Linked DNA regions of Homo sapiens: region 1 is linked to region 2. Evidence: chromatin loops called from intact Hi-C (ENCODE). Cell type or tissue: OCI-LY7. All regions are shown on one strand. Region 1 overlaps INPP4A (inositol polyphosphate-4-phosphatase type I A). Region 2 holds the start of INPP4A (inositol polyphosphate-4-phosphatase type I A).

Region 1 (8,000 bases), 110 kb after region 2:
CTGTACAGCAGTGGGCTGGAGGGTCAGGACCCCAGACTTGTGTGCATATCCCTATAGCTGGCTTGTCCACAGGCCTGAGCCCAGAGTAATGGAGGAGAGCTTTCTGTCATTCAGATCAGAACTACGACATCGTCACCATTGGGGCGCCAGCAGCACACTGCCAAGGTTTTAAGTCAGGAGGTCTCCGCAAAAAGCTGCACAAATTTGAAGAGACCAAGAAACAGTAAGTAGCCAGAGAGGGTTTGTGGTCCTTGTACAGCTTTCTGATGCTTCTTTTCTCAGTTTAAAATAAAATCAAAATATGACCGCAAAAACACCCAGCCATCTGATCTGCTTTTGCGTGGCAGGAGGATCTGCCTTATGGAGCCTGTGCTGCTCTGTTTATGTGTGACTGAGCTGGGTGGGTGATGAGGGCACTGGATCAATGGTCCTGTCCTGCAAAATGAGGAGCAGATTGTGATCCACCTCAGAAGTGGTGCTCCAGGCAACCGCCCTATGTAGACTCTGCTGGCTTGGCATCCTTTAGAGTCCCTGGCCAGTCAGTTGAGCACCATAGGCATCGAGCCTGGAGCATGTTGTTTCCTAGAGGACAGCAGTGGTAAACATTCCCAGTTTTTGAAACATTCAGGGGGCTGTACAGAGCTACTGTCCTGAGCAGGAAATTTCCAGGTAGGGAGGGTGGTGAAGGGCATTTCAGACAAAGACATGGCAGAAGCATTGCACATGGTGAAATGTGGCCAGGTGCACAGTGCTGGGGGCGGAGAGCTAAGAGGACTGGCCTTGCTGCCAGCCTGCTCTGTGACCAGAGTTACAGCCCCCAGCAGATCTAGGCCTGGTTCCAGGAGCTCAGGGCCTTGCCTGGGAGTAGACAAGTCAGCAAGCACCATTTGGCATGAACAGGGCCTGAAACAAGCATGCTGAGGATGCTGGGGTGCATGGAGCAGGGCATCCACCCAGCCCCCAGGGGTGGGAGGGAGAGAGCCAGAAATAAACCCAAGCTGTTGTGTTAGATGTGCAGGAGGCATTGATGATCTTCCAGAACATCACCTGTGAAGATTTCAGTGGCTCAGGAAGTGGGGGTGATGAGTGTAGATGACCAGTAAGATCCTTGGACTGTGACCACAAAGTAGAGGAAGTAGCATGAGGTGTTTGGTTTAGGGAGAATAATTATGACTTAGCATGTGTTTGGGCTGATAGGAAAGACAGAAGTGGATGAGGTAAGGTGAATGAGAGGAAAACAGTGTTAGAGCCGGGTTCTCACAGGATGGAAAGAGGCAAGAGCAGGTGTTCATCAGAAGGGCCAGGAGAAGAGGTGGGGCTGCAGAGAGATGTTTGAGGTGGGAAGGAACAAGCAGAAGCATCCGTCGACAGCCTCTGCAGCATGTGGGCTGGGGAGGGTCAGACTCAGCAAGCAAGCATGGAACAGCGTGAGGGAAGGTGAGCAAAGGCCCAGGGAGCGTCACAAGAATCCCATGGATGGTCAGGTGAAGAGCTCTGGCATGTGCCATGGAGCTGGTGGTTGGCACCTGACTGTGCTGCCATGGCTGGGAGTCAGGACGTGATCTGAGAAAACTGAAAGAGGTGAAAGGTCAGATCAGTGGCTGAGGGGGTCAGGGAGGCAGCTAGGGGCGTCACTGATCATGGGCAAGGCTGAGCAGGGAACGGAAGAGCGTACCCTGTGAGAAGTCACCATTCAGATACGTGCACAGGCTGCCTGGGTGGGCCCAGAGCCCGGTGAGTCCCGGAGGGAGGAGAAACAGGGAAGGGGAATTCAGGCCCCCAGACAACCTACTTGACTTTGATTCATTCCCAGGGGTGCTTCCCTAAGACAAACCAGGTAACCAGACCTGTCTTAGGATTTGCTGACTCCAGGTCCCTTTGGGAAATAGGAAGAAGACGCAGCTTCCTGTGCCACCGCAGCTCTGCACAGCCAGCCAGAAAGCGTGTCTGTCGCTCCATTGCATGTTGCCCTGTGGAGAGTGTGAGCGTGCAGCTTGAGATGGGGTGGGGCCCTGAAGGAGAACCCATAGTAACTCTGGCCAGTCAAGAAGGGGGCCTTCTGGGGGTCTTTGTCCCAGGAGGCTTGGGGTGTTGATTCCTGATAACTCTGCATGTTAACTTTAGAATTTATTTCTCAAAATACCTCTTAGTATTTTTCAAATATATAAGTTTCTATTTAATTTCTCACTAATGCCATCAAGCCACTTATAGATATGGTATTCATGATTTGAACTTTCCTTTAAATGCGGAGGTAACTTGGCCTGAGGTGGGATGTCTCCCTGGGGCTTGAGCACAGGGAGTGACGCTGCTCTAAGGAATAAGCACATTGGGCTCATGATTGTAGTCATCCCTGTAGTTGGGACCTCAACAAATAATTTTAAGTATTTTGACAAAAAATAAGTTGGCTTTTTAATTTTTTGTTTTTGCATTTGGTATTTGCTAACAAACTGCTAATATTTCATTTTGGTTCTTTTCTTTAGCAGTTTTGAGGAGTGTTGGTGAGTTTTCTGTCTGTGGAGAGAGTGTCTGTTTGGGTCTCGTCCTCATGCAGAGAAAGCTTGTGCCATCCCCACACCTCCTCCTGTGGGCTTCCCCTGCGGTGCTGCCATGGTTCCTAGTTATACACCTCATAAACAGTCCTCCCTTCCAACTGCAATGTTCTTTAATAATGAATAGCCAATCTTCAGTCTGCTGTTTTACCTTTAAAACCTGGCAGCTGGGTGTTGTCGTACTCACTCTGAGAAAGGACCTAGTTCTGTTTCTCCCAGGAAGAGGAAGGGCCCGACCCAGGAAGCCCCTGGGTGCTGGGTTCTCATGTCAGCCCCTGGGTGCAGCTGGGAACTCCTGTCTTCTTATACAGGAGTCTTGTGGCTTTTCAGTTTTCACTTCACTATTACCTCTTATACAAATGAAGCCAGCCTACATCTTCATGATGCTTATTAATTTATGCTGATTTTAATAACACTGTTACCAAGGTCAGTTTTACCCCTGGGGGTGGGTACAAACCAAGATTTAATACAACTGAGTGACTTTTTCCACCAGATAATTAGATGACAGTTAGAAACCACGGTGTCTGCTGCCTGGGCTTCTCTACTGCTTCCCCAGGCTCATAACAGAGGCTCTGCAGTGGTGCTTCATTCAGAGGCACCTGCAGCCCCTCAAGAAATGCTGCTGCCTCAGAGCCTGTGACCCATGGGGCTCAGGGGCTATGGCTGGGCCCTGCTGGAGGTGTCAGGCTCTGCTGGTGGCATCTGACAGGAGGAAGCACTGAGGACATTCCCCGATGTCCAGGCTGAGGCCTCTCAACTTCCCCCTGGGGGTCCTTTTCCCTGGGGGTACTTTAGGTACAAGGGAGGGAGGAGGGCATCTAGGGACGGTTGCTGCTGCTCCTGCCTCCTTAATGGAGCAGACCCATGCTACTTCTGTGGAAGTGGCCTCTCAGCCTCCCCTCCCTGCCTTTTCTCTACTGGGGACTCTTTCAAGGCCTGATCTTTCCCATAACGGGACAAGTAAAGTACTTAGGGGTTGAGTCTAGCGGGGCAGAGGAAGAGGAATGGGAGGGGAGAGGCCTTTGGCTTTACCAAGGAGCTGCCCCCAAGGCCTGCTCCTTGGTAAATCCCAACCCAGGTGTTTTGGGTTGAACCTTGTTCCTGGGGAACTTTCTGCGTTCCTGGGTTCCCTCTGAGGACCCTCCATAGCCCAATCTGGGCCTGGTCACCCCTTGCCGTCTCCCCCCTGCTCCCCATATACAAGACTGTCCCTGAAGCAGGGAGGGGATGGAGCGGGGAGGGTTACAGGCAGAAGGAGTGTCCCTGCCTGGAGACTGTGAGGGGCTAAATCCCAGGCAGAGAGGACCCAGCCTCCCAATCCTCCTACCCTTGCAGAACCCAGCTCCATGGGGGCTCAGCCTCTGCAGAGGTGATCCTGCTCTTCTAATGTCCAGAGTGACTGTTGCTCAGCAGTTACCAGCAGTTCCTGGCCAGGGCCACAAGACTCCACCCTTACGCTCTCATGGCATCTTCAGTTTAGCCCATGACCCCAGCTCTGGGTAGGTCCGGGTCTGGGGTGGGGGCCTAATGCAAAGTCCAAGGGCTATACCTAGGATACTGCCTCCTGGGGCTGCCCCTAGGCTTCATGTCTACACCTCCATCCTGCCGCCCTCATGTGGCTGCCTGGTTTTTAAAACTAGGTAGTTGAGCACACATGCTTGTATTTTCCTCATCATCCTAAACAGCACCTCTTTGAAATTTGCCTTTTCTTGCCCCTGCCATGTATATCCCATGCATAAGTCCCAGGTATCATCATTAAAACATGACTTGTGAGAATACAGGGCAAGTATAGGGTAGTGCTTTTCTCTTGGCCTGGGCAGAGGGTATGTATTTGTTGAAGGGTACACAGCCACCTCCTTACACAGAAGTAGATCTACATACAGCACATTTTATATATGTACTCTAAATATTGGGGGCCTGGGAAGAATCCTTTTTTTTTTTCCACTGTTTTTGGAGTCAGGGTCTTGCTCTGTCACCCAGGCTGGAGTGCACTGGCACCGTCATAACTCACTACAGCCTCAAACTCCTGGGCTCAGTTGACCCTCCTGCCTCAGCCTCCTAAGTAGCCAGAACCACAAGCACAAGCCACCATGCCTAGCTAATTTTTAAATTTTTTTAAAAGGTGGGGTCTCACGATGTTGCCCAGGCTGATCTTGAACTCCCAGGCTCAAGCAATCCACCCACCTTGGCCTACCAAAGTGCTAGGATTATAGGCCACCATGCTTGGCTGAATTGATTTTTTAAAATCCTATTTTGAGATTGTCTTTTTAAGATGAAATGGTCTTAGAAGGCAGCTATTCATTTGGAAGAGTGATTGCAGATTGGAAAGTAGTGTGCACATCATGCTGTGGAATGACTCCTGTTGTGCCCCACGAGCTTGAGTGCGGTCTGCTGCATGGGCTTCTGGCACATCCATTGTTTTTTACTGTGGCGTGTGGGCTTGTGGTGGTGGTGTTTCTTTCCGGGGTGCTTTGGTTTTCGGTTTTTGCATGTTTGCCACATAATCCAGCAAGGGAAGGGGTAGTGGTGGTTTCTTGATGAACCACTTTGGGACTTCCCTGGGAAGGGGCCAATGGGGAAGATTCTCAGCCCTGACCAAGGTGACTGTCATCTCCAGGGGAAGTGATGGAGGATGTGGTGAGAGGTGCCCTCGCTCCTCCTCTCTCTCTCTTCCCCAGAATTCAAAGGGTAGCCCTTTAGGGACCAGTCAGGACCCCTCATCCCATGAGCGAAGGGACACCCATTCTACCCAGAGCTCACAATTTCAAATTTTAGGAGGAGACCTCTGCATTGGTGGCTTGTACTTCTTCCTGCTTTCTTCAGCTTCCTCAGATGGTCTGAAAAATAAATTTATAATATTGGATTGATTGGGATCAGGCTAAGAGACATGCAATTTATCATCACCGTTTAGTTGGACCCAACACACTGGCCAGGCCCCCACAGCGGGAGGATGTGAAGTTGGTCTTTCAGAGCCTCCTGATTGTGCTGGGAGGGGCTGGGCTGTAGGCTTGGCATCAGATCCCTAGACACACACGCTGCTTGGTGGCGAAGAGGTGGGAAGGAGGGAGAGCCAGGGTTACAAAGCCACTGAGGAGTCCGGCTTTGCCTGTGGCTTGGCATGTTCTCCACTTTTTCTTCATTTGATGAAACGTTATTTTTCAAAGTAGGGAAGTCCTGGAGCGAAGGAAAGGGAAAGGAAACCCCATTTTCTAGGGACTTGCTGGGGTCAGACATGAGAGGAAGGACGACTGTGGGTATGTTCACAGGGAGCTTGAATGCCTGATTGGCCAAAAGAAAAAATAGGTTTTGGTTGTTTGGGGACAAAGTCTAACACCCACTGCAGTCTCTGCTACACTGTGATAACCTGACCCCTTCTTCTGTAAATGGCCTCTATGTCTCCACTTAAGTACTGCTTATAAGTTAATAGATGAGGTTGTGAGGTGGAAGATTACGATCATTTGGGTGATTATGGGATATGATTGTTCAATACCTGTTCATACATTTACATACACAAGTAAAAATACAGATACATGCAAATACAGATAAAAGACTGAGTCATAGTTTAATATTTCAAGCTCCTGCCATATAGACAGGAAGAATCTCCTAAGATATACTTTGCTCATCAACAACTAGAGTAGCTTGAGAGAACATCCCTGAGTCACAGAACACTTCATCTTAGGGTCAATTGTGGCTGGGGTTGGAATGATGCTGTCATCCTTTTCAGATTCTGGAGAATCCCTTAGAATCCATTCTTATCCTTTCCAGTACATCATCTGGCTGCCAGTCCATAATCTACATACCCCAGGATGTTGTCAGAGCCAAGGAGATCATCGCCCAGATCAACACCCTGAAAACCCAAGTGAGTTACTACGCAGAGCGGCTGTCAAGGGCAGCCAAGGACAGGTCTGCCACTGGCCTTGAGAGGACACTCGCCATCTTGGCAGACAAGGTAGGAGGGGTGCCCTGCTACATATGGGCTGGGGAGTTTCCTTGGGTTTCTGGAAGCCACCAGGCAGCCCAGGTGTACCTAAGATGGTCCACAAAGAGCGTGACATTGGGATGACTTTGAAGGTCTACCTTAGGTCCATTTCGCACAAAGGCCCAGGGAGGTTTTGTGATTTGTCCGCAGAGCTGGACAGACCAAGGGCAGAGCCCAGGGCTCATGACTCTTAGGTGCAGCTTCAGGCACATGTGCCCTTCAGCAAGTCCATGGGGCTCATTTTGTTGAGGGTGATACAGTTCCACTTCTTTCTCAGTAACAGCCTAACTAGCACTTTTTTTTTTTGGCCACATTTCTATTTTAGTTGAATTTGAAAACAGAAACTGAGCTATTATACAGACATAAGAAGAATATAATTTTATTGGCTTACATATAGTCAGTAAACCAGCTTCTACTTAGCCATAACTTGATCCTGGTTTTAAAATATGTAAGTATTAATCCCTACTGAGGAAGTGGCTATTATCAGACCCTTTTGATGGATGATACTTTTCCCCATTACTTGGTCTCTCTCTCAGCGCACACAAACACGCTCTCATACACACACACACGCTCTCATACACACACACACACCCCAGATTCTGACTATACCTCCACACTCACACTCACTGTGCTGTTGAGCTGCTGTTCCTGATCAGAATGTGTTATATCCTTCACAGGTGTTCACACAGCATAGAGTGTGAGGTGGGGATTAGATCCCCTGGAAAAGAAAGATGTAGTTGTCAGCAGTAACATTATGAACCACAGAACCCGTGTTGCATGCAGAATTCTCCAAAACCAGACATGTTGTGCCAGGAGGCCAGCTACCCAGAACCCAGAACTTGAGGTATTAGATGCTGAGGAACAAAAGATAAGACTTACACAATTGAACCAAAGTAAGGCCTGACCCCTGGACACTTGTTCCCTGGAAGGTGGAAGTCTGTCAAGGCTGGGGCAGTGGGCTCTCTCTGCAGGCCCCTCCCCTAGCAATCACAGGTCAGAGGTAGGCAGGGATCAGAGAATGTCAGAGATTTCTCAACCTCTTCTCTTCCTTGGTGGGAAATTCTTGTTAAGATTCAGCCCAAGTGGGCCACATGGCAGTCTTTGTACTCAGACATCTTGAGGGATGTAGCCCTTCAGTTGCTTTGCACTGTGGAGAAAGGCAGAGGGGTGCAGTGCTGGGCTTTAAGCCCATTCTCCATTTCTGAGATAAGGCAGGGGCCTCCCCAGCCCCTGGCCTGGGCTCAGCAGCCTTGGTTTGTGTGCACCTGCAGACACGGCAGCTGGTCACGGTCTGCGACTGCAAGCTCCTGGCCAACTCCATCCATGGGCTGAACGCTGCACGGCCTGACTACATTGCCTCCAAGGCCTCTCCCACTTCGACTGAGGAGGAGCAGGTGATGCTTAGAAATGACCAGGACACCCTCATGGCCCGGTGGACAGGGAGAAACAGCCGATCTTCCCTGCAGGTGGAC
Region 2 (8,000 bases):
AGTCAGCCTATTGTTAGCTGTAACTGGTGTCACTACCTGAGGCTGCTGTAATATTAAACAATTGTTACTGATTGTTTTCAACAATGCCCTGTGGAGAGGACCATTTGCACAGGGCAAGCTCTGAGTTATGCCAATTAAAGACAAACCCTGGGAATGTAGCTTTTCCAGGAAGCTGCCAGACAAGTAAATAGTGCCAAGACTCTGGGGATGGGGCTCTTTCAGGTGCTCCACATCCTTTTTGTCCCTCCAGTGGCTGCTAGACTGCTCTTATGGTTGCAGGGCTGTTGGTTTTCAAGGTTACACATACTCTTTCTTCTTCTTCTTCTTTTTTTTTTTTTTTGAGACAGGGTCTCACTTTGTTGCCCAGGCTCACTGCAACCCCTGCCTCCTGGGTTCAAGTGATTCTTGTGCCTTAACCTCCTGAGTAGCTGGGATTACAAGCATGCACCACTATGCCAGGCTAATTTTTATATTTCAAGTAGAGACAGGGTTTCATCATGTTGGCCAGGCTGGTCTCAAACTCCTGACCTCAAGTGATCCTCCCGCCTCAGCCTCCCCAAATGCTGAGATTACAGGTGGAGCCACCGTGCTCAGCCTCAAGGTTACACATATTCTATGTAGTCGTCCCTCAGTATCCATGGGAGATTGGTTCCAGGACCTCTGGTGGATATGAAAATCCATGGATGCTCATGTCCCTTATATAAAATGGGGTAGTTTTTTTCATATAACCTATGCACATCCTCCTGTATACTTTCAATCATCTCTAGATTACTTATAATACTTAATACAATGTAAATGTTATGTAAATCATTGTTATACTCTATTGTTTAAGGAATAATGACAAGAAAAAAAAGTCCATACAAGTTCAGTACAGATGCGATTTTTTTTTCCAGACATTTTTGATCTGTGATTTGGTTGAATCCATGGATGTGGAAACCATAGATTTGGATAGCTGACTGTATCCCTACAAAAATATCCTGTTAAATGGCCTGAAGATAAATTCTCATGTAGGATGGTTCTAGTCCTAAAGATAACACTGTTCACCTCTTAATTATTGTATGTAGATAATCTGAATCAGCTTGCAGCAGGTCGAGCCACAGACAAAACTCCTTGACACTGAGTTAAAGAAGGAAGGGGTTTATTCAGTCGGCAGCACCGGCAAGACTCCTGTCTCAAGAGCCAAGCTCCCTGAGTGAGCAATTCCTGTCCCTTTTAAGGGCTCACAACTCTAAGGGGGTCCGTGTGAGAGGGTCATGATCAATCGAGCAAGTAGGGGTACATGACTGGGGGCTGCATGCACGGGTAATCAGAATGGAACAGGACAGGACAGGGATTTTTACAATGCTTTTCCATACAATATCTGGAATCTATAGATAACATAACTGGTTAGGTCAGGGGTCAATCTTTAACTAGCAGGCCTAGGGCGCGGCGCTGGGCTGTCTGCCTGTGGATTTCATTTCTGCCTTTCAGTTTTTACTTCTTCTTTCTTTGGAGGCAGAAATTGGGCATAAGACAATATGAGGGGTGGTCCCCTCCCTTAAGCTTACTTATTGTATATAGATCATTTAAGTCAGTATGTTCATCAGAATCCCTTGGAGGGCTTGTTAAAATACAGGTCACTTGGCCCCACTTCTAGAGTTTCTGATTCAGCAGATCTGGGATGGGGTCTGGGAATTTGCATTTCTAGCAAGTTCTGGGAGGATGTTGATGTGACTGGTTAGGGACCCCATGTTGAGAACTTCTGAAGGACTGAGATACTTTACCACCAGCATACTTAGCTATCACATCGTGATGCTTAGGGAAGATATAGCATGATATTGTAAACCAAAAGGTGTCTGAGACAGATCTGTCAATTTAGAGGTTTATTTTGCCAAGGTTGAGGATGCAACTGGGAAAATGAGGCACAAACTACAGTAGGATCAGTAGGATCTGTGGCCTATGCTTTTTCCCAAGAGGGTTTTGGGGACTTCAATACTTAAAGAGGAAAAAGTGGGCAGGAGGGGAAAGAAGAACAGTGAATTATGCATTTTTACATAAGGTAAGTAAACAGAGAGTAGAGGAAGAGGTCAAATATGCATTTGTCTTGGGGTGGGTGGAAGGATGATTCCTCCGCTTGTCTTTGTCCCATTCCTGTGACGATAAGCTGTTAATTTACATTGTCAGGGTGAGGGAGGCCACCTGGGGAGATATGTGGCCTTCTATCTTGCAGCTATCTCTTTAGGAACAAAAGGAAGGCAGTTTTTTTTGCATGATTCAGTTCCCAAGCTTAGCTTTTCCCTTTGGAGTAGTGAGTTTGGGGGTCCCGAGATTTTATTTTCCTTTTACAGTATTAACTAACACATGGCTCCCTTTTCTCTTGATAATTTTCATTCTACGGTGGAATTAGGGCCTCATTCTTTGCCACACTGAAAATGTGATTGATCTTTGAAGATTATCCAGAATTACATAACAGTCAAGTGACAGATGTTATTGGAAGCTGATCCTCATTCAGTGTTACTGTACTAAATGAATGAATACTGAAATTAGACTGATATCTATTTTTAAATCTTTATAAATTTAATTTTTTTTTCTTTTTTAAAAGTTAGTGTTTAACAACTTTCTTAGCTTGATTATGACTGCCAGGCGTGGTGGCTCACGCCTGTAATTCCAGCACCTTGGGAGGCCGAGGCGGGTGGATCACCTGAGGTCAGGAGTTCAAGACCAGCCTGACCAACATGGAGAAACCCTGTCTCTACTAAAAATACAAATTTAGCCAGGGTGGTGGCACATGCCTGTAATCCCAGCTACTTGGGAGGCTGAGGCAGGAGAATTGCTTGAACCTGGGAGGCAGAGGTTGCGGTGAGCCGAGATCGCGCCATTGCATTCCAGCCTAGGCAAAAAGAGCGAAACTCCATCCCAAAAATAAATAAATAAACAGCATGGCCATAAAATTTATTGTTTGAACAGGAATACATTTGAGAGTGAAAGAGGGCCCTATTAATAATTTTGCTGCAAAAAGATGTAAACTGGGGCTGTTCCAAGCAAACTAATTGGTCACAGTAATTAAAAAAAATGCAAAAATATTTTTGCATTTCTACAAATTTGATTTTCTTGGCTTTAACTTTGTACTGTGGAGTCAAGGTTCTGTCAATATTTCTTTCCATTTAGCTGGAGAAATAATAAGAGGGAACTGTTTTATTACTAAGTTACTTTTCAGAAGAGAAATAAAATAAAAAGTAAAGAAATAAAAATTTAAAACTAGGACATTTTCTTTTTCTTTTTTCTTTTCTTTTCTTTTCTTTTTTTTTTTTTTTTTTTTAGAGATACAGGGTGTTGCTCTGTCTCCCAGGCTGACACTGCAGCCTCAAATTCCTCTGCTCAATCGATGCTCCTGCCTCAGGCTCCCCAAAAAACTCGTTTTATATTTGTTTATTTTTATTCCAGACTATTGTCTGTATTTTGGTGACATGAGGAGGATCAGACATAATTCTAAATGAGTTCAGAGAATTCTTAATTTCCATTCCTAACTGGTTAATCTCTTTTGTTTTTGAAGCAAATTATATGTTTAAATGCTCTGCCTGAGAAGTATTCTGGTTTATTGAATTAAAATCATTTTAAGAATTTTTTTTTCGGATAAAATGTGAAGACTCAAAGATAAGGATACATTCAGTCCAGTATTTGCCCTTGCTCAAGGAGAAATGCTGTTTTAAAGTCAAAGTGAAAATTTTCTTCCAAAACTTCTGATTATTGTTTTTGTCTATGGAAAAATAGAAACTTGGGGCAAAGTGTAAGGACTGATGCTGTTGCAAGTCTGTTAGTGCACACTTATGCACACAGGCCAGAACAGGTCCGGAAGGACATACACTTAGAGGTTAGCAATTTTCTTTTTTTTGCAAGTCTGTATTTTCAAAGAATTAAGATTTTAATTTTTTGCTTGTCTGGTTGGAATGTTCAGTTTCCTAAACATCTCCTGGGGAGTGAGTACGTCTGCACTTCAGGAAGTGCTCTTGTCCGGAGGGCAAAAGGTTGGGGGCGCATCCCCGGGTCGCGGCTCCTCCAGGAAACTTTCCCTTGGGGATCCGTCAGGGCCTCAGATGCCTCAGTGGATGACAGGGTGAAGATGCCATCGCTCAGTCAAGTCCAGAAGTTCAAGAACTCCTTGCAGGTGAAGCAGTCACAGGATAGGGTGGGATCTTGTGGGAACCTAGCAGTAGGAATTGGCGCGAGCAGCTCGGTCACCGGCCCTACTGTCTCAGAGGGCGGACCCAGCTCGGGCTGGTAGTGGGGCGGGGGTCGCAGGGCGCGGGCCGGGCCCTCAGCGCGCATGCGCGACAAGGGGGCGGGGCCAGGGCGGGGCTGCGCCCGGCGTCTAGAGCGGCGGCGGCTGGCTAGGGCTGCGGCGCGCGTGGAGGGTTCGCTGCTGGTTTGCCGCCGGGTCGGGCTCCGTGGGCCGGGGCAGGAGGACCAGCACCTGAGGCCGGGCCCGCAGCCCGCGACTTCACAGCCAGGCGGCGGCGCTGCTGCTGCTGCGGGGCTCTGGCGCGCAGCCCGGCGGGACAGCGGGGCGGCTGGCGCCGGGGGCCGGGGAGCGCCAGGTAGGTGGGCCGGGCCGGGCAGGAGGCGACGCGGCCGCCGCGGGGGCCGGGGCCGGGGACGGACAGCGGGCGCGGGGGCGCGTCCAGGTCCCCGCTGGGGCGGATGTGGACGGCGCCCGCGGTTTTCATGGAAATTGCACTGCCTAACGGTGCCAGTGGTCCACCTGCGGTGGCGTCTTTTGAGAACAATCCGAGCCCGGCCGACCCCCAGCCCCGTGAAGACGCGGCCGCCCCAGCAGGGAGCCGGGTGCCGAGCGGGCGCGTGGCCGCGGGACGCAGACGCGGTGCCTGCCCGATGCGGCTCCAGGGCTGGGTCTACGGGCTCCTGAAGCTGGAGGCCTTGCCGTGTTTGGGGTGGAAACATAACCGGGTGAAAGTAAACATGCATCTCCGTGTGGGAAATCTGGTCTCCATCCTCGAAACTCTTCCATTTTCTGCCTGCCTTTAGACCCCGACAACATTTCTAGCATCTTTGCTTTCTATATTTTATTTCTCTCTGGCTTTGCTAGTCAATTAATTGAGGCCTGAGAAATGTGCAGGGATCTGTGGCTGTCTCTTGAAAAGCCAGCCAGGAATGGGTAGGCCCCAGAAGACAGACGTTCAAAATGTCAGAGGTAAATTTGTGTCTTTGTGGGCGAAGGAAGGGAATGTTGATGGTCTCGCTTCCCTTCCCCTGTCGCCTGCCCTCTGACATTACATAATGATGGGTTCTTCCTGCCCCGAGTTCATCCGTAATGACAGACCATGAAAATGTTCCTCTGGGTAAGAAAGACCTATATGTGGTAGAGCCCATCTTCTCTTTTGCTTTGCCACTGAATGTGTCTTGTGTTGGGAACCTGCCTAAGAGTGGAATTTGATTTGTCGCCTGCCCCTCAGGGCATTTAAACCAAGGGAATGGGGGTGGGGTGGCGATTTGGGTGTTGCAGAGAAATTCTGACTGGTCCATCTGTTCACAGTGGGTTGTGTGGACCATGGGGAAGCCAGTGGGGTTGAGGACAGAGTGGGTTGACTTCGGTGTGAATCATGGTTCTGCCGCTTGCTGACTCTGGTTCTTATCTCTAAAAGGTGAGAGCAGAGCCTTTTTTGCTGAGTTTGTTTTGGAATCTAGCTGCTGTTGGCGTTGGCCAGTGCACGTAGAATTGCTTGCTATAGGTTGTCCTAGAATTGAGCCTAATTTTTCTTTGGTTGAAAAACACACTTTCTTTAACGGAAATTTTGTTTTTGGATCTAGGCTAGGGCATTTGTTTTGGGGGTTCTTTGCTGAAGTGTCGACTGCTAATGTACTGTTTTCTTTGAAGAAAGATGAATGATGGGGCCCATGTAAGAAGGGCAGTGTGGTTGGTCTGTTGCAGGAGTGGTGCCAGGAGGCCGTGATGCTGTCTGTCCCAGGGGTGGCGTTGCATGTGAACGGGCCTCTCGGTGCCTCATTCCCTGTGATGTCTAGTAAACACGCCTGTGAAGCCAGAGCTGCTTGGTAGAGTTTGGCTTGAAGAAAAGGCTTAAAGAAATGGATGTGGACAAATTCAAAGAGAAAGAAACATTGTGTTTCTACTGAGCTCCTTATAGAATTAGTCTGCTTACCTGGCCACCTTACTCATCATGTAGCTACTTTTTTCATTTAGATTATTCTGTCTCAGGGTGTTTAATCTGCTTGGGTAAGTCTTGTTTCCCAACTAGATTCAGAACCAAGGGCAGATATTATAGTGCCTCCCTGTTTTCAAAACTGGATATTTTGTAGTATTGCTGTTAAACTGAATATTAGCGTTTTTTAAAAAAAAATCACTTTAAGGAAGGATGAAATAAAATAATACACGAGAGCTATTTGTAAACTGTAGAGCACTAGAAAAATGGGATGTGTATGACAGAGAACTATCAGCCCTGCAAGTCCCTTTAACCAGCTGCCTGCCTAAGAGGGAGCGTTCTCAGCCAACATCTCTTCAAATGCACACGGGAATGGACCTGAAGGCGGTGTGGGACCGACTGCCCCACTGATCCCCAGCCCAGGGCTTAACATCTCAAGAGTTCAGTGAGGCAGAGTGGAGGGGGAGGCTTTCCACCAAGACTGTTTCATCCTGTTTTCGTTTTTAAATGAAAAGCTCCTTTTCAGTTTAGTATTCCAGAAAAGTTGCCACAACATCATCAACTACTCATGGTGTCAGGAGGCTTTGACTTTCACTGAGAAAAAAATAGCACAAATCTGCAGCGAAAAAGGCTTGATTATGTTGGTGCTTCTGTAGAACTTGATTAATGAGCTGGTCTTGAGAGAGCCTTCGAAACGGCTTTTTTTTTCAGTGTCCTAAAACAGAAGTTCTGTGAGGAAAACATATTTTGAGGAGACCAATATTAACGCCCATGCAGGCTTGCTTCATTTTGTCTCTGTGTTTTTAAGGAAAATACCATCATGAAGCTAATCCCAGGGAATTTACCTATATTTCTATTCATATGCACATGTTATTCTCTAATTTTTTTTTTTTAGTATTTTGATATAGTTTCAGACTTACAGAAAAGTTGCAAGAATAAGCCAAAGGTTTCTCAGATTCTCCAAATGTGGACATTCTGTTACACTGCTTTATCATTCTCTTGTATTCCTGTGTGTTACTACTTTTTCCTGAACTGCTTAATAGTAAGTTGCAGGCTTGAGGCCCTTTTACCTCTAAATACTTCACTGTGTATTTCCCAAAAAACAAGGATATTCATAACAGCAGTAATCCCCGCACTTTGGGAGGCCGAGGCGGGCGGATCACAAGATCAGGAGATCGAGACCATCCTGGCTAACACGGTGAAACCCTATCTCTACTAAAAATACAAAAAATTAGCCGGGCTTAGTGGTGGGCGCCTGTAGTCCCAGCTGCTTGGGAGGCTGAGGCAGGAGAATGGCGTGAACCTGGGAGGCGGATCTTGCAGTGAGCAGAGATCGCACCACTGCACTCCAGCCTGGAGGACAGAGTGAGACTCTGTCTCAAAAAAAAAAAAAAAAAAAAAAATCATGGCCGGGCGCAGTGGCTCATGCCTATAATCCCAGCAATTTGGGAGGCTGAGGTGGGAGGATCACTTGAGTCCAGGAGTTTGAGACCAGCCTGGCCAACATGATGAAATACTGTCTCTACTAAAAATACAAAAATTAGCTGGGTATAGTGGCGTGTGCTCGTAGTCCGAGCTACTTGGGAGGCTAAGGCATGAGAATCTCTTGAACTCAGGAGGTGGAGGTTGCAGTGAGCCGAGATCACACCACTGCACTCTAGCCTAGGCAGCAGAGTGAGACTGTCTCAAAAAAAAAAAAAAAAAAAAATCATGAAATTAATGTTGATATAACACTATTTAGTGTACAGGTCGTATTTAGATTTTGTCAATTGCTTCGATAATGTCCTTTATAGCAAAAGAAAATCCTAGATCATCTGTTTTGCATTAAGTTTTTCTGTCTCTGTA

The links. A loop is a pair of places that touch in the nucleus more often than their neighbours do. Peaks named below come from ENCODE experiments on the same cell type or tissue, not always from the same donor. Only the 100,000 strongest peaks of a DNase experiment are listed, where the experiment ranks them.
Region 1: a loop joins it to region 2, with 2.3 times the contacts of the local background. A loop is called at or near these places in 3 of 110 quality-filtered maps.

Annotation. Positions count from the first base shown.
Region 1 is chr2:98,546,472-98,554,471 of GRCh38, forward strand. INPP4A (inositol polyphosphate-4-phosphatase type I A) reads left to right here. Exons shown (of 25, transcript NM_001134225.2): 13 at 115-223; 14 at 6,315-6,498; 15 at 7,800-8,000. Among named protein-coding and RNA genes, the nearest start is that of COA5, 58 kb to the right of the region's middle. RefSeq lists enhancers at 2,604-2,693, 7,903-8,000. In OCI-LY7, CTCF peaks have their summits at 4,146 (motif pointing left) and 4,365; DNase peaks (open chromatin) are centred at 1,120, 2,830, 3,080 and 7,800; H3K4me3 peaks cover 2,806 bases; H3K27ac peaks cover 4,643 bases.
Region 2 is chr2:98,440,512-98,448,511 of GRCh38, forward strand. It overlaps INPP4A (inositol polyphosphate-4-phosphatase type I A), which reads left to right and starts at 4,347. Exons shown (of 25, transcript NM_001134225.2): 1 at 4,347-4,574. RefSeq lists a silencer at 4,177-4,816. In OCI-LY7, CTCF peaks have their summits at 3,939 and 4,147; DNase peaks (open chromatin) are centred at 3,820, 4,320 and 4,760; H3K4me3 peaks cover 2,440 bases.